2 separate regions of the Homo sapiens genome follow, and region 1 is linked to region 2. A link is a loop called in an ENCODE intact Hi-C map of the cell type or tissue named here. Cell type or tissue: heart right ventricle. All regions are shown on one strand. Each heading gives the region's core, and the rest is flanking DNA. Links, peaks and the distances in the headings are about the cores only.

Evidence for each region. Hi-C counts contacts between places; a loop is a spot of excess contacts. Peaks named below come from ENCODE experiments on the same cell type or tissue, not always from the same donor. Only the 100,000 strongest peaks of a DNase experiment are listed, where the experiment ranks them.
Region 1: a loop joins it to region 2, with 2.0 times the contacts of the local background. A loop is called at or near these places in 1 of 110 quality-filtered maps.

Annotation. Positions count from the first base shown.
Region 1 is chr1:81,829,400-81,839,320 of GRCh38, forward strand. It overlaps ADGRL2 (adhesion G protein-coupled receptor L2), which reads left to right. Exons shown (of 24, transcript NM_001366006.2): 2 at 7,486-7,658. The coding sequence starts at 7,586. Among named protein-coding and RNA genes, the nearest start is that of ADGRL2, 33 kb to the left of the region's middle. In heart right ventricle, for the core only: no CTCF peak of the experiment used is centred there; a DNase peak (open chromatin) is centred at 5,758; H3K4me3 peaks cover 839 bases; H3K27ac peaks cover 2,031 bases.
Region 2 is chr1:81,971,641-81,979,640 of GRCh38, forward strand. ADGRL2 (adhesion G protein-coupled receptor L2) reads left to right here. Exons shown (of 24, transcript NM_001366006.2): 17 at 212-278. Among named protein-coding and RNA genes, the nearest start is that of ADGRL2, 170 kb to the left of the region's middle. In heart right ventricle, for the core only: no CTCF peak of the experiment used is centred there; no DNase peak of the experiment used is centred there.

The sequences.
Region 1 (9,921 bases), core at 1,922-9,921, 140 kb before region 2:
TGTAGACACAGATATAAATGGTATGGAACATTTGGCATAATCGGGACTAACCCCAGCTAAGGCATAGAAACTTGTTCTTTCTTAAAGAAGTCCCTGATGTTGTTTTGAATTTTCGTTATCTGTAGTTTTCCCAGGAAGGCAGAGTGTGAAATATGTGAGCTAAATGCTTCAGGTTATTATAATATTCCTGTCAATATAATAATCTATAAGTAGATTTCAAAAACAAAGATTTTCTGAAACAGTTGCTTCTTTTTAAGATATGAATTAGAATAATTGCCGAGACATATTTTGATAGAAGAGACAAGTCCTTAGTTAAACATATTGCAGAAGCCCCCAGATGGCTTCCTTAACATTACTTAAGGTAGAATCAGGACCATAAATTTATCATTGGGAAAATTGGAAAATGATTGAATCATAGATTTATAATCTCTTCCTACCCTTATATAGTTGCTGAACTTGAGACCTAGATGCTTGCTACTGCAGTCCTTGTAGGGGCAGGTTGAGCCACGATTCTATAGTGTGCACTTGATCTGGATCTTGACCTCTTCATTAAGATGACTGATTGATCTAGGTACACGTCTCAAGGAAACACAGATCCAGAAACTGCTGTTAGTTACTTCTCTTAGCTTCTCATCACATTTACTACCATTAAGTTTTGGGAGGTTTAGTAATTATTATTTAATGCTTATTTTGGATCTTGGTCATTTTCTTGCATATTTAATTCTCATAAGATTATTAATTTCTTGAAGGTGGCAGCTATATCTTAATCTGTTTTATAATGCCTTTAGAACCTAACACAGGACCAGTTAATACAGAAGGTAAAAAAAATTAATGAATAACACTCGTTTTAGCACTGGATATCCATTAAAAATGTGTAGGAAGTACTCACTGGATATTCATTGACTTGACTGGACATACATGAAAGTATAGTGCTAATGTGATCTACTTTATGTTAAAGGCAAGAAATGTAAGTTTAGATAACACTATATTGACATAGTTTGCAAATGAATTGTATCATTTAATTACAAAGGCAATGTGCTATAGCACTTCACAAAACTTCAGCTTCTTACTGTGTATTCTTTATAGTTAATTTTTCACATATATCTATATTTTATTTTATTTTTTTGAGATGGAGTCTCGCTCTGTCTCCTGGGCTGGAGTGCAGTGGCCTCATCTCTGCTCACTGCAACCTCCACCTTCCGGGTTCAAGCGATTCTCCTGCCTCAGCCTCCTGAGTAGCTGGGATTACAAGTGCCCGCCACCACGCCTGGCAAATTTTTGTATTTTAGTAGAGACGGGGTTTCGCCACATTGGCCAGGCTGGTCTCGAACTCCTGACCTCAGGTGATCCACCCGCCTCTGCCTCCCAAAGTGCTGGGATTACAGGCGTGAGCCACCGCGCCTGGCCAATTTTTCATATTTATTTTTAAGATCATTTGATGTATTTTACTCAGATTACCTCATTACCTCTAAGAAACCTCTGATGGTGATATTGATGATCTAATATATGACAGATCCTGGGTCATTATTATTTCATTTAGTGGTTGTATATATAGACCAAGAGGGAATTTGAATATTGATTCGGGGAATGGCCAGTAACGGTGATTTATGAACAAAGGATCCAGTGCAGTGAGCCAAACATAAGATTGCATCTTATGAGTGAGCCACGTTGAGTTTTTTCTGTTATACTTACCCGAATGATGATTAGTCCATAATCTTGTAGATGTTAATATTAAAACCTTTGTTCCATGACTATTAAAGATACATTGCTAGTTATATTGGAGGAAATATTTATGTATTTATTCTTTGGACTTACTATGAACAACTTCTCTAGTAGTTTGGTTGATAAAATTTATCAGTGTAATTAGTTATATAATTTAGGCACTTTAGTAATATAAATGAGTAAATTAGGATAGCTCAACTGGAAATAGTAAAAATTAAGTTAATATTTAGCTGTTATTACCTAAGGGATGTTTAGCTCATGTAAACATTTTAAAAATCAACTCGCTATTCTTTTGGTGTTTCCTCACTTTTGTATCTCAAGATGATTTTGTTCTGTATTCATTTTTTTATTCTAAAGGAAAAGATAGTAAAATAAGGTTATCTGGTCTACATAATTAGTAACAGTAGTGATTTTAGAACATGGGCTTATTTCTCAGCCCTTCTGCTTGCTTACTTTCCTTGAGTAGGTTAAGTTTTCTGCTTTTAAGATAAAATGGATATATTTCTTAAGGTTGTTGGGAAAATTGCATGGAAGAGTAAGCACACTGTTATCTACCTAGTTTAGCTGTAATTTTTTTGGGAGCCTAACTGTGTGCAAGGCAGTTACAGGTTTTTACTAGGACGAGTTATTTTTAAAGTACAGTGTAATCTCCCTGTGGATGAGAAATTTTGTTTCTTTTTTTCCTCAGTACACAACATATGTAATAGGTGCTCAGTAAATATTTGTTGAAGGAATAATTTGGTGAATAGTGGAAAGAATGGCTTTGTAGATAGCCTTGATTGGGATCTAAGCTCTGCTGCTTATTAGCTGAGTAATTTCAGTTGAGTTATTTTACCTCTCGGAGCCTCAGATTTCTGACCTTTATAATACTGATCTTGCTTTTTTGGTAAGGATTAGTGATATGTATCTTACAGTATTTCAGACAACACAGAAGTTAGCTTTTTCCCAATTTGAGGTAAATAAAAAGTTATTTTTAAATGGCAGTCCTCTCCAATTTTAAGACATTGTATTTCCTCCGAACTTTCTTTTCTTCTTTTTGATATGGAGTCTCACTGTGTCACCCAGGCTGGAGTGCAGCGGCACGATCTCGGCTCACTGCAACCTCCACCTCTCGGGTTCAAGCAATTCTCCTTCCTTAGCCTCCTGTGTAGCTGGGATTACAGGCATGCACCACCATGTCCAGCTAATTTTTTGTGTATTTTTAGTAGAGACGGGGTTTCACCATGTTGGTCAGGCTGGTCTCGAACTCCTGACCTCGTGATCCACCTGCCTTGGCCTCCCAAAGTTCTGGGATTACAGGAGTGAGCCACCTTGCCCGGCCTGAACTTTCTAATAGTCTAGAGTCCTCAGGCAGTTTTTTTGAATTGAATTACAAGTACCATGACTAGAAATATTTCCTGAGTGTCTACTATGTCTGCGAAACGAAGAAATTTTAGTAAAGGGTAAGACCAGTGATGAATATTAAGGGGACTTCTGTATAAATAGTTTAATTAATGTCCTCTAGACTTGATAGCAGTGCCTGCAGAAAGAAAATGAAGAAAGAGGGTGGTGACTAGTGGCTGGCCACGTGGTTTTAAAATCTCTGTGAGCATTGCCAGCCCCAGCCCTATCCATGTGAAGAAAAGAAAATAAACTCAAACCTCAAAGAATGCTGAATGTCTGAAGCTTCTAAGAAAGCCTTTCTGATTAGGGATAGCAAGGGTTTGCTTAGCTGACTTACTGAAGGAAAACTCCCAGGGGTAATGATGTGTTCTCTGATGTTAAGAAGGGGAAATCTAGTCTGTAAAGATTACACATAAAATATTTCTGAAAAGTGAATAACCTGATTGAGGTTCAGCTAAAGTGAAATAAAACTATAATTTATTTTTTCATTTTCTGAGCCTTTGCACAGAAAATGAAAAGGCAGAATTGGGTTAGTGTCATCCTTTTTTGTGTTTGTTTGTTTTGGTAAAATACAGAAAAGCGGCTCTTGTTAGTAAATTCTGTCTCATAATGATTATAATTTTATGATGCAAATAAGATCTGAGACTGATTTTGTAAAGCTAACTTCAGTTTTCATTTAGAGTTGACATGTATTTAGTACATAGAATTTAGGCTTACCTAAAACATTAATGTTTCATTTTACACAGCATTAGTGCATAATAACAAGGATGGGTGACTTTGGTAGTTCTCATGCTTAGCTGGCTCTTTTCTTTTCCTGTTCTCTTCATGTTATAACTGTTTTGGGCTTAATAGCCAGTGTTTGCAGTAGTTCACTGTCCATGAGTAGAAACCAAAAATAAAGCTTTAGATAGAACTCCTTATGGTGGCTTTGCTCCTGGTGGAATATCAACATTAGTTAACCAGTTTTAGAAAATTGTAGTTTAATTTTCTTTTGCCCTTATTAATTTGAAATGTGTTATACTCTCTTTCAGTGATGCTTATTAATAAACATTTTATTTTTTCTACATTTGTTAAATAAGCCTCATCACATAATAAGGCTAGGTGTGATTTCCTGGTAATGTAATGTAAATATGTGACTTAAAATTAGTTAGCGGTGTTGTCCTTTTAAGTAATTTTGCGGACAGTTTTAGGCGCGGGATATTTAATGCAGCTAATAAATGGAAGCAGGTTACTGTCTGAAAGACTGCAGCTGACTGTACATTGCACGTAGTGTATAAAACGTTGAGGGCTGTTGGGATATACACAGCTGAAGCATATTCCTGGAAGTTACTGCTCAGCTTTGGAAGGTTTGATAGTAATGATGCATTAACGGACTTTTTACATGACAGGGTAATAGGATACTTAGATCAAAAAAAATGACAGAGGTTTGGTAGACAATGGTTTGTGGTTTATAGGAACAAGATTAGGATGAAATTGTTTGAATCTTATTTGAAGGATAAGGAAAAAGCAGAGGTGGGAGTAGGTTGTACGTTAGAAGTGGTTTGGATTTTTGAAAGTCATAGTCATTTATAGTTTAAGTAGAAATCTGTTGTATCTTGTTTTACTAAGAAATGAACTATTACGTAGCAAGCATTACCAGGAGCTTCACCATGCACTACACCTCTACCCTCCCAGTTCCTCCCCCACTTCATCCTAAGCTCTTTGATGTTCTTGGAAAAAGGTTTTCTAAAAATCAAAAGAAAGTTATTAATGTGGGAATCATTTGAAGTAATCTTTTCTGTTTGTTGAAAGGAAATTTAATAGACCTTTTCTGGTTTTGTTATTTGTTTTTGTTTTGCTTTGTGAAATGCTGTTATTGAGCTTTTTGCAGTTACAGAATTTGAAGGACAAATGTTAGCTGTTATCTATGCCAGTGGTTTGGCTCCAATATGATTTAGAAGGAATGCCTTCTTGGGATTAGTGTCATGATATTTGATTATTTATTCGTTCTATTCTTAGCTGATTGTGGTTTGTTAGGTATTTCAACTTTCATTAACATTTGTTTAATGGAAGGTTGTTTAAAACTTGGGTCACAGCAGTAAAATCTTTTGATTTAGTTTCCAAATTGCACTTAAAGCTTGAGGTTTTGGAAATAATTTTATTTGATGTAAAAGCGATTGGGCACAGGTTGTAGAATGATAAAAATAAATTTGACTTTTTTTTTTACTTATTCATTACACAGGCAGATTGACTTAAGCTTTATTTTTGTAAAAGAAGCCATGATTTTATACATTCTAGAACCTGTTTCCATTTGTCAGAAACAACCACTTACATGGTCTCATAATTGAATGATATGTATTTTTAAAATTGTGTTTCACATTCTCAAACCTTCAGAATACACTGAATTTTTAGTATATAAAAATTTTCATAAGATATTCTTTCCTGGCCAAAGACCACAATAGAGGTCTTGATTGTGTGGTTTCCTCCTCCTTTTTCCCTTCACGAACAGAGGTTTTCCTATCTTGGCAGCTGTTTCCTACAAAGCAGTCATCAGTCCCTGATTTCTTCCTTCCTCCTCCTTCCCACAAACAAGGGCTCTTTGAATAGTGGATGACTGAAGACAGACTGATCTTGGATCACTTTAAGAAAGTGGAAACGTGTGCAAGAGTTGAGCATGTGGGCAAGCTGCCTGTAGGCACTAGCTCATTCAAATCAAACAATGAAAACTTGGACAGTAAAAATTCTTTGCTTGGAATCTAGAGTGGTCCAAAGGCTGACTTAATTTTACTTGCAGCACTTCATCCACGCGTTTACATTATTCTGATTGCTTGATCAGATCATCGAACAGACTGTAAGAATATAAGAAATTGTTCATTGATGGCCTTTTAAATGTGACAAGCCATGAGATTATCTGACTTTTTAAAATGCTTTATGTAGAATAACTTTCAGGTTTAAGGCAGGCACATTGCTACAGCAGTTGTAAACTGCAGGTTCACTTTTGGTTTTGGTTACCTTTGAATAGTCTATGGGAGCTCAGAGTGAAAAATGTACAGAGCCAGCCAGCTAGTTTTGCAGGGATGCGTGCCATGTGTCTCCATCAGATTAATTTTGGATACATCATTCTTTTTGAGGAAGTTTGCATTTTCCTTTGTTTCTTTGGACAGATAAGCATCTGAGGTGTTCTTAAATGGCATAATACTGATGTTGGTGATGCCTCCCTCTCCCCTGTGTCTTCAGTGCTTTCAGAGAGAGAGCTAAAACTTGGGCCAATTCTGGGTCATAGAGGGATCCTTAGGGAAGCATTTACATCTCTGAAACTGTGGGCCTGAATGATTTCAGATTAATTTCTTACATTATTTTTGTTGTGTTCTTAATAAAGCAAGATAGTACCTTTATAGGTAATAAGTGTTTCAAACCATTTAACATCTGCCTGCTTTTCCAATCAGGTTACATTATAATGAACTGATAGTAGAATGTAGTGTACTGCTAATAGCATCCCGTGTGATAAGCTACATGAAGCATGTAGTAAATGCACAGTAGGTCAGATAATGTGCAAGAACTCAAAAGTTATCAGGAAAATTTTGTTTTCTAAATTTTCTTTATGGTTTAGTGACAGCATCGAAATGATGTAATGAGTTTGTTTTACTGAGTTATGTATGCAACCTCAGAAAGGGAGGGAAGAGTTCCCTCCCTGCTGCACTTTGTAAAACTCTTTAGTTGCAGCAGGTTAAGGATAACTGGAGAAAACTTGGTGTAAGAGTATTATGTAGAATAAAATAATAGGAAACGAACATGAAGAAACTGTAAGATGTTCCTTTAACAGAAAAGTTTGTGATTTCCTTTCCCTCAGAGGCTAAATGAGGAGGCTGGATATATTTGGGAAATGCCTTCATTTTATGTGCATTATAAGGCTAATGTTTGCTGTGATTCCTCACACGACCTCAGAAAGAAGTAAAACACTTGGACAGAACCCAGCAAATGACCTGGTCTCATGTGATCCTAGAAGCCGAGAAATACTAAGTCATACTCCTGAAGTTTTTGTACACTCTGCAGTTTGGAGAACTGGATCCATAGGGGCTATGAATACCTAGCAGTCAGGGAAATAAGTTTGATTTGGTGATTAGGAATGTGGCATTTTCAGAATCCCTTTGTATATGGCATTATTTTGCCATGTACAAATTTTGGCAATTTGACTGTCAAAAAGGCAGTCAACCTTTTTGGGCTTTTGACTGTTTTCAGAATGTAAGATTCAGATATCCAGTGTATAGGAGCAGCTTCCATAGTGGACATAGAATCAAAATATGTTTTATATTCAGGAGAGAGAGAGAGGAACGGAGAGAGAGAATTGTTTTGTTATGTAGAAAGACCATAGAGTAAGTGATGGATTTGTTTGTTTTTCAGATATGAAGATCAATGATGCAGACTGATGGTTTTGATGAAGCTGGGCATTTATAACTAGATTCATTAAGGAATACAAAGAAAATACTTAAAGGGATCAATAATGGTGTCTTCTGGTTGCAGAATGCGAAGTCTGTGGTTTATCATTGTAATCAGCTTCTTACCAAATACAGAAGGTAAGATCCAGTTTACATTTTGTTTTTTAAATCCAGGAGAACTTGAACTATACAATCTTCTTAATATGGAAGTGCCTAGAATATTTGTTTATTATTTTAAAAATAGGTGTTAAAATTATTTCCTGAATATTGAATTGTTTATTAGGTGGTTGAGTTCTTTTGATAACACAGATATGATATAGAAAGTGCTAGATATGTGAATTTATATTTTACGTGCATTTATGAAATATAACCATTCTAAATAATCCCGAGGGAACTAAATGAAAGCTCTGTTTTGGTATACATTTTACATTTATTCACTACATTTATTTTAGTAAAGTGGAAAGTATTTTGTGGAAATTTTCATCTTTAGTTACATTTGCTTAAGTGTGTGCATAATTCTAAAACTCCTAAGTTAAAATATGTAGTCTTTTATGAAAACTTACATTTTAATAATAGTTCATCTTTTTATGTTGTTTATATCTTTAGCTGTATATGTGTGTGTATATGTATATTCTTTGTAATGTTAAATTTGCAGAAATATAACTATTTCTTTGTACTTAAAAATAGATGTGGAATTTTTCTTAAGCACTATTGCATTAAACATTTTTAAAATCTAGGAATAGTAATGAGTGTATTTTTCAAGACAGACCTGATTTTTAAAGAAATAAATATACTTTTGAAGCCTAATGAAATAATTGGAACCATCATTTATTAACTATATAGATTTCTGGAATCCATTGTTTTCTTAGTCTTAAATATTATTTCCACATGAAAACAACACACATGCAGGTGTTTTTTAGAGCAGGCTAGAAGTTAATATGGAGCTAAGATGTATAAATTTTATAGCTAGTTGATAGTGGCAGTTATTGGCACGAAAATGTATTAATCTTGTAAAGTTTGTGAAGGGTATAAAATCTCTGAGAAATGCATATAAATTATAATGGATTTTAAAAAATTCCAATTCTTGAAAAAATGTTTAAGAATTAAAAAATTGATTTTATATGTACTTTTAAGTGATCTCACTTATACCGATTATTAAAATGATAGGTGGAGAAGGGGCATACTGTCAACTAATAGAAGTGTATTATTCCGTTGTCTGTGTAATAAGCTTCAAAATGTTAACGTTTTAATTTTGCTGAAAGAATTTTACTTGAATTGCTTGTTCCAAAGTTATATTTTATCATGTTCTCCTTGTCCCTCCAGTCCCCTACGTTCAGTATATTGATATGATGTAATATAATTTAAATAAATAACAAATTTAGAAATACTTAAAATAAGAGTTTCTGTATTCAGAAAGTAAATAGTGTTCACTTGGATTTAAGTCACACTTGGCAGTTACAATCTTTGGGTTAATATTTTATTTTCAGATGACATTGCTCTTTGCTTTAGAATTGAAGATGCATCATATCTAACATCATATGTAATCTGTGTGAATGAATAATACTATCATAAACAGTGAACAGGAATTGTGTTTAATAATATAAATTTCTGGCTTGGATTGTTGTGAAAATCTTGTGTGTAGTCTGATGATTTTACATCTCGTTTTTGGGGAAGAAAACCTAACTGAATTCCTGCTGTTAGGTTTGAATGTTTTTATACATTTAAAAAAGATTCCAGGTGTGGACCAATGGCTCATTAGTCCACATAATGAAAAAATTTCTAATCAAGTTAGAGATCACTTTGCTTGCACAGTAGCTTAACTCAGTGGGGGGCTAGCAAACAGAGAGTTTTTTCATGAGATACTGCAGCTTTATTTTCAGTGTCATCTATCAGGTCAGGATTCATATCTGCTGTTAGGAGAAATTTCATTTTTGGCTCATCAGGCCAGGGGGTATTGCTTCTGAAGCACTTCCCTCCTACGGGTAAAAAGAACCTGGGACGAACCCATACTGCTAACTGCTAATTGTAAGAGTATACATAGTTAATACACACTGTTAGAACATTGATCTAGTATTGCATGGGTTTGTCTTAGAAAGTCTTACATGACATCATAGTCCTTTATTGCCAGAAAGCAGATAATGCTCTGTGAACATCTATAGAGAAAGCCAATCAACATTAGGTAAGAAGGCATAGGAAGGCAGATATGAATTTAACCTTCAGCTATTGAGTTTCTTTTGGGCCCTTACATGATTGTAACCTTTTAACATCTTACACAGTTTAGTTCTTTTTATACTTCTTTTTATACCAGTTTCTAGGTTCTTGCAGGTAAACTCAGATAAGTTTTCCTGAGTGATTTCTTCCCTTTTTCCTCATTTATTGAGTGATTAAATTGAGCTGCATG
Region 2 (8,000 bases), core at 1-8,000:
TATAAAACCAGCAGTTTGAAGTAAATAAATTATTTTCCTTTGTTAAGTCAAAGCCAACTCAGAATTATTAGAGGTCTTGCACATGATAAATGAATCTTCAAAGGCAAATGTAAAGATAGTTTTGTCTGTTAGGTTTTTAAAATCCTATTTTCCTTGTGATGTTGAGGTTCCATAGAAACTACTAATGCATATTCTTCTCTTTTCATAATAGTTGCTGGCTTCATGTTGATAACTACTTTATATGGAGCTTCATTGGACCTGTTACCTTCATTATTCTGGTAAGCAGGTTCTGTTTTCCCTTGCTTTTTAGCTTGCTGCTTTAGCAGTGCTATTCAAACAAGGATAATTTGTTTTATTGTTTGTTTATCTATCTATACAAAGATTTATAAATATGCCTGTCTCACAGGATAATAGTATATTTTAAATATTTTTTATAAACTTGCTAATTAATATTTCTGAAAATCTTTACTCTAAAAAGTACTTTTTCTCATTTCTAATTTAATAAGCTGACATATCACATCATAATCTAAAAAACATGCTTACATATAGGCCATGTTATAAATTAAATGAATATGTCAGAAAAGTGAAAGAATATTACCTTAATTTTTATTATCTTAGTTTCCACATAGTAATTTAATGAATTACTATGTAATTCTAATGAATTAATTTTAAGTGAATTTTAAATGAATATCCACATCCTCAATGCTTTTTAGTATATAAAAAGTTGTTTAAGCTTGCATTAACGAATGACTATTAAATCAACTTAAAATTTATTAGAAATAAAATTACTTCTATAAGACTGAAGATACCAAATGAATATACTAGTTTAAGAAATGCTATTTTTAAATGAATTTGATGCAAGTCAAGGATAACGACATTAAGATATTTTTAAACATCTTATATTACCCTTAGTCACATTTGAGATATAGTTGAAATAAAGGAGTGTAGCTACAGTATCTAGACTTTGGTATTTAAAACTTTCACTCAGGCCTGGACATGGTGGCTCACACCTATAATCCCAGTATTTTGGGAGGCTGAGGCAGGAGGATCACTTGAGGCAAGGAGTTAGAGGCTAGCCTGGACTTCATAGCAAGACCTCCCCTCTACAATAATATTTTTAAATTAGTTCGGTGTTGAGGCACATTCCTGTAGTCCCAGATACTCAGGAGGCAGAGGCAGAAGGATCTCTTGTGCCCAGGAGCACAAGGCTGCGGTGAGCTATGATTGCACCACTGCACCCCAGCCTGGGCAACAGAGCGAGACCCTGTCTTAAAAAAAAAAAAAAAACTTGCTCAGTTGTAGCACTATGGTGAGAAATGGTGTTATTAACTCTGAAAAGGAAACATAAATACTTCCTATTTTAAGAAGTTTTTCTTACTTTTTTTTCAAAAACGTAACACAAATGAGCTCGTTTGGATCTTTTCATGGTTAAGCAGTGTTTCATGAAATTGAGAAAAACTTCTAGTACTTGAAGGAAACTTAAAACCACTTCAAGTGTATATTTGTTTGTCATTAAAATTAATTATTTTACACAATTACTTATACAAAGTGAAATGAAAATTTGAGATGAATGCCTGTATGAATTAAACCAGTAAAACATTCTCAAGTATTCCTGGGAAAACTGATTTCTCATCAGAATTATTAAATCTGATGATTGCCCAAGTTTTTGTTCTTGGTGTTCATATGTTAACACAGCCTAAGCCTGTCTAGAGTTCAATGGCTGACATGAAGAGGCATGATCCTTGAAGACATAACCTTCCATTTTCCTCTAAGACCTTCGTCAAACACATAAGTTGCAAAAATGTAAAGACTGCTTTAGGGATATTTGGCCAATGAGGCTATCATGTGTTTACTCCTTTTATACTGTAGTTTTATTTATTTGATATCTGTGAAGATAAGTACTGACTTTAGATCATTAAAAAACATTTCAATTAGCAAAAGAAGTTAATTTTCAACATACTCAGCTTTTAGTAAGAAAAAAGGGTAAAGGACATTTTATTATGTTGTTCATTTATAGTAGAGCACACTATTACTTTATAAGTCTTGTCATTATTGTCCTCTACCAAATCCTTCAGGTTGAGATGTGAATGGCTTTTTCAACAGCATTCTCAAACACAAACCCCAGTAGGTAGCAATCCCAGTACAGATCTTGTTGGAATTCTCCTGCGATTGCTTTGCTTTCTAATTTTCCCAACAGAGAGAAATTAAGAGTGGTATAGGAGTACAAAACAGCGTCTTGCAAAAGAATATCTAACTTAAATTGAGATATGATATGATGATACAGTGTGTGTGGGGAAAAAATATATATATATATCTTCCCTCTGGTGATGATAAGACATGTAAACTCAATTCAGGCACAAATCTTAATAATATAGATTGTATTGTATACTATCCTTTTAAGGAATATTCCCATAACAACAATTACCTATTGCTATTCCTAGGAAAGTATAGCTTTGCATTTTCAGTTTTTCTGAATTGAAACTGTTTCACTTAGTTGTATTAAATAGGTGTACATTCTAAATAATAATCTATGAAGAAAAATAATATGCTAAGGAAGATAAAACTTCCTACTTCTGCATTTCTATAGGATGTCTTGCCTACAGGCACTAGAGTTATTATATCTATGAGAAAAGTGCTGGTAAGTAATGAGCAGTGGGAAACCATTAGTATGCCTGAAATGGTTTAATGAAAGCTTGGATCATGACACGTCAGGAGCTGTTCTTATCATTTGGACAGCTCCATCTGCATCGTTAATAATTAATTCAGTTCAGTAAGAGTTCAGCTCACACACTCATTTAGAAGTCTTCTTCAGAGAACACCTCTCTGGCTGCTAGTCCCAGGGAGAAATAGGTTTCTGCTTGGCTAACAGCAAAGATCTGGAGATACAAGTATAGCTTTAGAGTTGCATTTGCCAGGTAGCAAAAGCTCCAGGGAGGACAAAAAGGGTCAGAACGTGCACAGTTCAGCTAGGTTACTTCAGAGTGATGTTTCTGTTCTTCTGTCTTATCATATCCATGTCAGCACTGCAAGCTGTGGAATGAATTTTAAGCTGCTAAGCTCAGACGGATGTGATTCAATTGAGCAGGTTGATGACCATAAAACAAACTGTGCACTCCTATAATCTGTGGTACCTTTTTCTTTCTTAAAATTTCTTTGTATTTTTATGTTCATCAATATGGGTGATGTTTAGCTGTGTCATATCATTAAGCAGTTTGAATTTTATCAGCAAATTATATTGGTGGGTTATTATAAATAATAATTTATGAAATTATTGTTTGGGGATAGGTAAAAGAATGATCTTTGTCAGTGGGAGAGAAAAAAAAATGTCCCAGTTTGATGACTTACTCTTTTTGGCTGAATAAGGATTTTTTTTTTCTTGATTTGTTCTCACTCAACAGACTTATCTTAAAAGATAGCCATCTATTTACCTGTACACACACACCTGCACACAGACACACACACGCCCAGAGCTAAGCTAAAATCTGATTCTTGAATGAGTTGTTTCATCCCCAGAATTAATTATTAGCATGGACATTTAGCCTGGTGGGTTGTCATATGTATGTACCACAATCCTAATAGCCTATACTTACTAGTAGTGGCTTCTGTGTGGATAATTGAGTAACTGCATGTACTTACCAAGTTTAGACAAATGTTTGTGTGCGCAGCTGTAACTCCACCTTTTTCCTTTCTCACTGATGCATGCAGCCTTTCAACCTATGCCAAAATATTATGTTTAAACTTCGTAGTATTTACACTGAAAAGAAAAAACAAAGAGCAAGAGGGTCAAAGAGTGGCTGCATTGGAATTCAAGGGAGAAGAGCAGCAATTGGATGGTAGAGACATTGTTCTCTCCCTGCCTCTTTGCCTGCCTTCCATTGAGAAATAGGGGAAATACCATGTTGGATGGTTGTGATTTATTTTGTAAATGCGTATCAAAGGCAGAAAAATAAATTGGGCAAAAGTAAAAGTAAGGAGGAGAAAGAAATCACTTATTATAATTGGTGGGGGCGGGGGAGAAGGGGAAAGCACAGAAGTATATGGATGGAAAGAGCCATTTATGTCATGAGAAAAATGCAAAGAAGAAAGGAACTCAGACTTGCAGCCAGTAGTTTATTTGAAACCTACCTTTTTTGTCTTAAAATGACTACAGATTTTTATCAAAGATGTGTTTATTTGCCCCTCTGCCTCTTGTTCTCATTTCCACGGTTGTATTTTAAGAAAACAAGAAAGAAGTAAGAAAGGGGAAAAAATTTTTGGAATATTTTCCCCTGCAAAATTATAATTATCAGAATGTATTGCCTCCTGAAAAAGATTGCAGCAACAATATTTATTCTATCAAACTAAAATTTAGCATTACATTTTTTTAACATTGGAGAAAATAAGATAACTGTAAAACCACATTTTTAAAAATGTATCTGTGCTTCAGTATATGTTCTATTTAATTCCAGAAGATATTTTATTGTCATATATGTTGGTGGTAACATAAATTGTTGAGCATCAAAGTGATATAAAAATTTTTGTATTTCTCTAATAAGACTAGTAAATAATATGTATTGGTGAAATTTTTTTCTTTAGTTGGGAAAAAGAAAAATCTTATTCAGTATTATTTTGCCATCTTACGATTTATGTCATATGCTTTATTTCATAATTAATTAGTCTTGAAATGATGATATTTTGTCCTCTTCCACATACCATTGCCTCATTATTTGTATGCTTTCAAGTCATGTTTCAGAGGCTAAGTTAGTGTTGGGTTTAACTATAAATTTCTTTACATCTAGATATTAGTGCATTAGCTAAAAGTTTTATTTTCAGTTTCTTCAAGTTGGAGAATTCAGACACTTGTAATTTGAGCGCAAAGATCCCTCAAAGTTATGATTATTTTTCCAATACTTTTAGTTGTCTTTAAAGGAACTCACTTTCAAATCTTTTAAAACATTCCATTTTAAGTATGTTAGAAACAGCTTTAAAAAATTTTGTTCTTACATTTGCACTTGGATTTATGAGCTTATGTGATATTTAGCAATGTAAAAGTATAAATGACATAAACAGGTTTAGAAAAAATACAACTAACTGTTGTTAAGCATGTGACTTGACTAGTGGGAGTAGAAGCGTGGCCAATTGCTGATTGTGGGATGCTAGTGTTTTACAAAGGAAATGGAGAATTAGTTAATTCTGGCAAATCCGTCAGGCAGAAGTCATTTGATGAGCATACCTATTATGTAAATAACATAAATAGGATTTCTTTGAGGCAGTATTTTATATGTTAATTTATTTATCTTCAATTCATTCATCTCTGAGTGATTTTTAAGTTGGATTACTTTTTATAGAAATGGAAACTTTTAAATATAGACTTAGTATATCTTTGTTAGGAGACTTCTAATCTTTTCACCCAGAATAAATTGGTTAATTTTATATGGGAAGTCTGTGGGCTGTAGAGCCCAGACCACAGTATATTGAATCCCAGCCCTGAAATATAGTATCTAAGTAATCTTTGGAAGGACACATCTCAATTATTTGTAAAACGGGTATACAAGTGCTGCCTGCTACCACTGTATATAGGATTGTAGCTGTATTTTTCCTCTGTAATTTTCTTTATTTTCTGAACTTGTATTGTGAATGTATTGTATGTGTAACTAGAAAGATACATTAAACACATGTAATGTCAAAAACCTCAGTTAAGTGAGGGGAGCAAAAGAGGAGAAATGCATTGAACAGTCTGTTTTTAAAGGATTAATTGAGATAAGTTTTCTATGGCATATTCACCTTGGTTAGTATTAACTAGGAAGAATGACTTTATCATACTTAAGTCTTGATTGTATTTTTATATTGGTAGATTTCATTTTAGTATGTCACTTTTATTGGAAAGTTGTCCCTGATTTTTGCCATTGAAAAATATTTCTTCTGAGTTCACTTCTAAGATTTTATCATTTTCTACTCCTCTTCTTTTTGCAATATAATACTTTATATGTTCACATTTTTCCACATTCACATTTTTTAGTTTCCTTATAAATTTTATACATTGTAGTGGATAATGAATAACTTCTTTCTTTCCAGAATGTTTTAGTACTACTAATATTTTGTTCCCAAGGGAATAATTAATATGCTTAGAAAATTATGAACACCAAATTATGGTCCTGTACACTTCAGGAAATTGTTTAAGAAGAGCAAGGAAAAAAAACCCTTATGTTCAGAAGTTTGGGATAAAAGAAAGTAAATTGTTCTTATCAGGCCATTCAAAAACAAAGAGTCAGAAACAAAGGGAGAACAATTTAAAGGATTTTAATTGTGAATCTGCAAAGCAGCCATCTTACCTATTATAGTCAGTTTATTTGTTTACTTGGGTTTTTATTTCTCTGTTTATTTTTAGGATGTTTATAGAGTTCTTGTTTTTAACCATTCTTGAATTTTACTAGTTAAAGCTAGTGTTGCATAAAATTAAAAAAAAAACACACTCTTAATTTTTGCCTTTAAAAAATAATTAGAGGTACACTTTACCATGATTCTTTAAAAGCCTAATCAGATATGTACTATACTACCAAAGGACCTCTAATTTCTCAAAGGCAGAAATTGTGTCTTACCTCATCCACAATACAATAAGCACATCCTTGTACGGAACAAGGTCAATAAATATTTGTTGAATGAAATGTATCATATTGTAACATCTCCGAAAATTCAAGCATTTATTTATATTATGACCAACTAGAATGTTATGGAAAATAAAGCCAGATAATGTTTCTACAATTGTATTTACTTTTTCTCTAGATGTATTTTAAGACATTATTAAATTTTTTTTAAACAAAGCACTGTTTTTGTCCTTAAGTAATTAACATCAAAGGACAGAATGTTACCTGCCAACACTTGTAAAATTTTGCCCATTGACCTCATTTATCCCTTAAGAGGGAATTCTCCATCTAAGAGAAATCATAGGGCACAGTGGACAAAATGACTGGATAGATACACAGCCTACATTAAAGCTTTCCTTAGCTCTGCTCCTAAACTCATCATTAGGAAGGACTTGGAAATTTTTATTTATTGCCCTATATCACTTTTCCTAATTATAAAGTCAGAAGTAGTGAAAGATGAATAAAATAGTGTTACCATTTGATCATGTGATATTGTGACTCAGTAAAAATGATCATGTTACTGTAACACTGTTATGCTGATTATCTGCAACAAGGAATTAAATTCATCCTTACCTATAATAGGTGAAATGGGTCTTTTTCTGAATATACTATTTCTGGTATTCTCTTAAGTAACGTACAGCTCACAAAATGACTTTTTTTTCCTTTTAAAAAGTAATCTAAAAATAAAATGGCAAAAAAAAATTCAGGAACAATGTAGCTTAGTTCTATTTTTGGAGCATAAAAATGGAACTGCCTCCTCTTCTTCCAACATTCTGCCAGGTGTCTGTAGAAACAAATGCAAATTACCAACCTTTGTCTCTCAGTCAAAACACAGCTCCTTTTCCTCTGAGCAAGCTCATGTTGACCTCTTGGAATCCACTCACTTTCCTTCTTGTCAGATTCCATCTTCCTCATTTTGCTTTTGTTTGCACCTAGATTCTTTGCATAGCTGAATGTTTAGAAAGACTCAAAACAGCATTTTGTCAGAATGTATCTACTTCCTTACAATACAGAGACATAGAAAAAAAAGACTGATGATGGCTTTTAACAGTTAAATGGCAAAACATACCTATATAAACTTTATCTTACTTTATATAACAAACGTTTATCATGTTACTTCATTTGATCCCCACAATTGCCTTATGAATAGATTGGACAGATGTTATTATCCTCATTTAATCAGTCAAAATCAAGAGCTAGACTCACAGCCAAGACTTATGGTTTCAAACCCAGCAATTTTGTAGATTACATGATGTACATTATGTAAATGCTCCTTCTAAGGAATTCACTTTAGTGTTTCCATCAGATGGTTTTTAGGCCCTGAAGTACATCTAGCTAAAGAAACTAATTTAGGTTTTCTAATTTATTTAATCATTA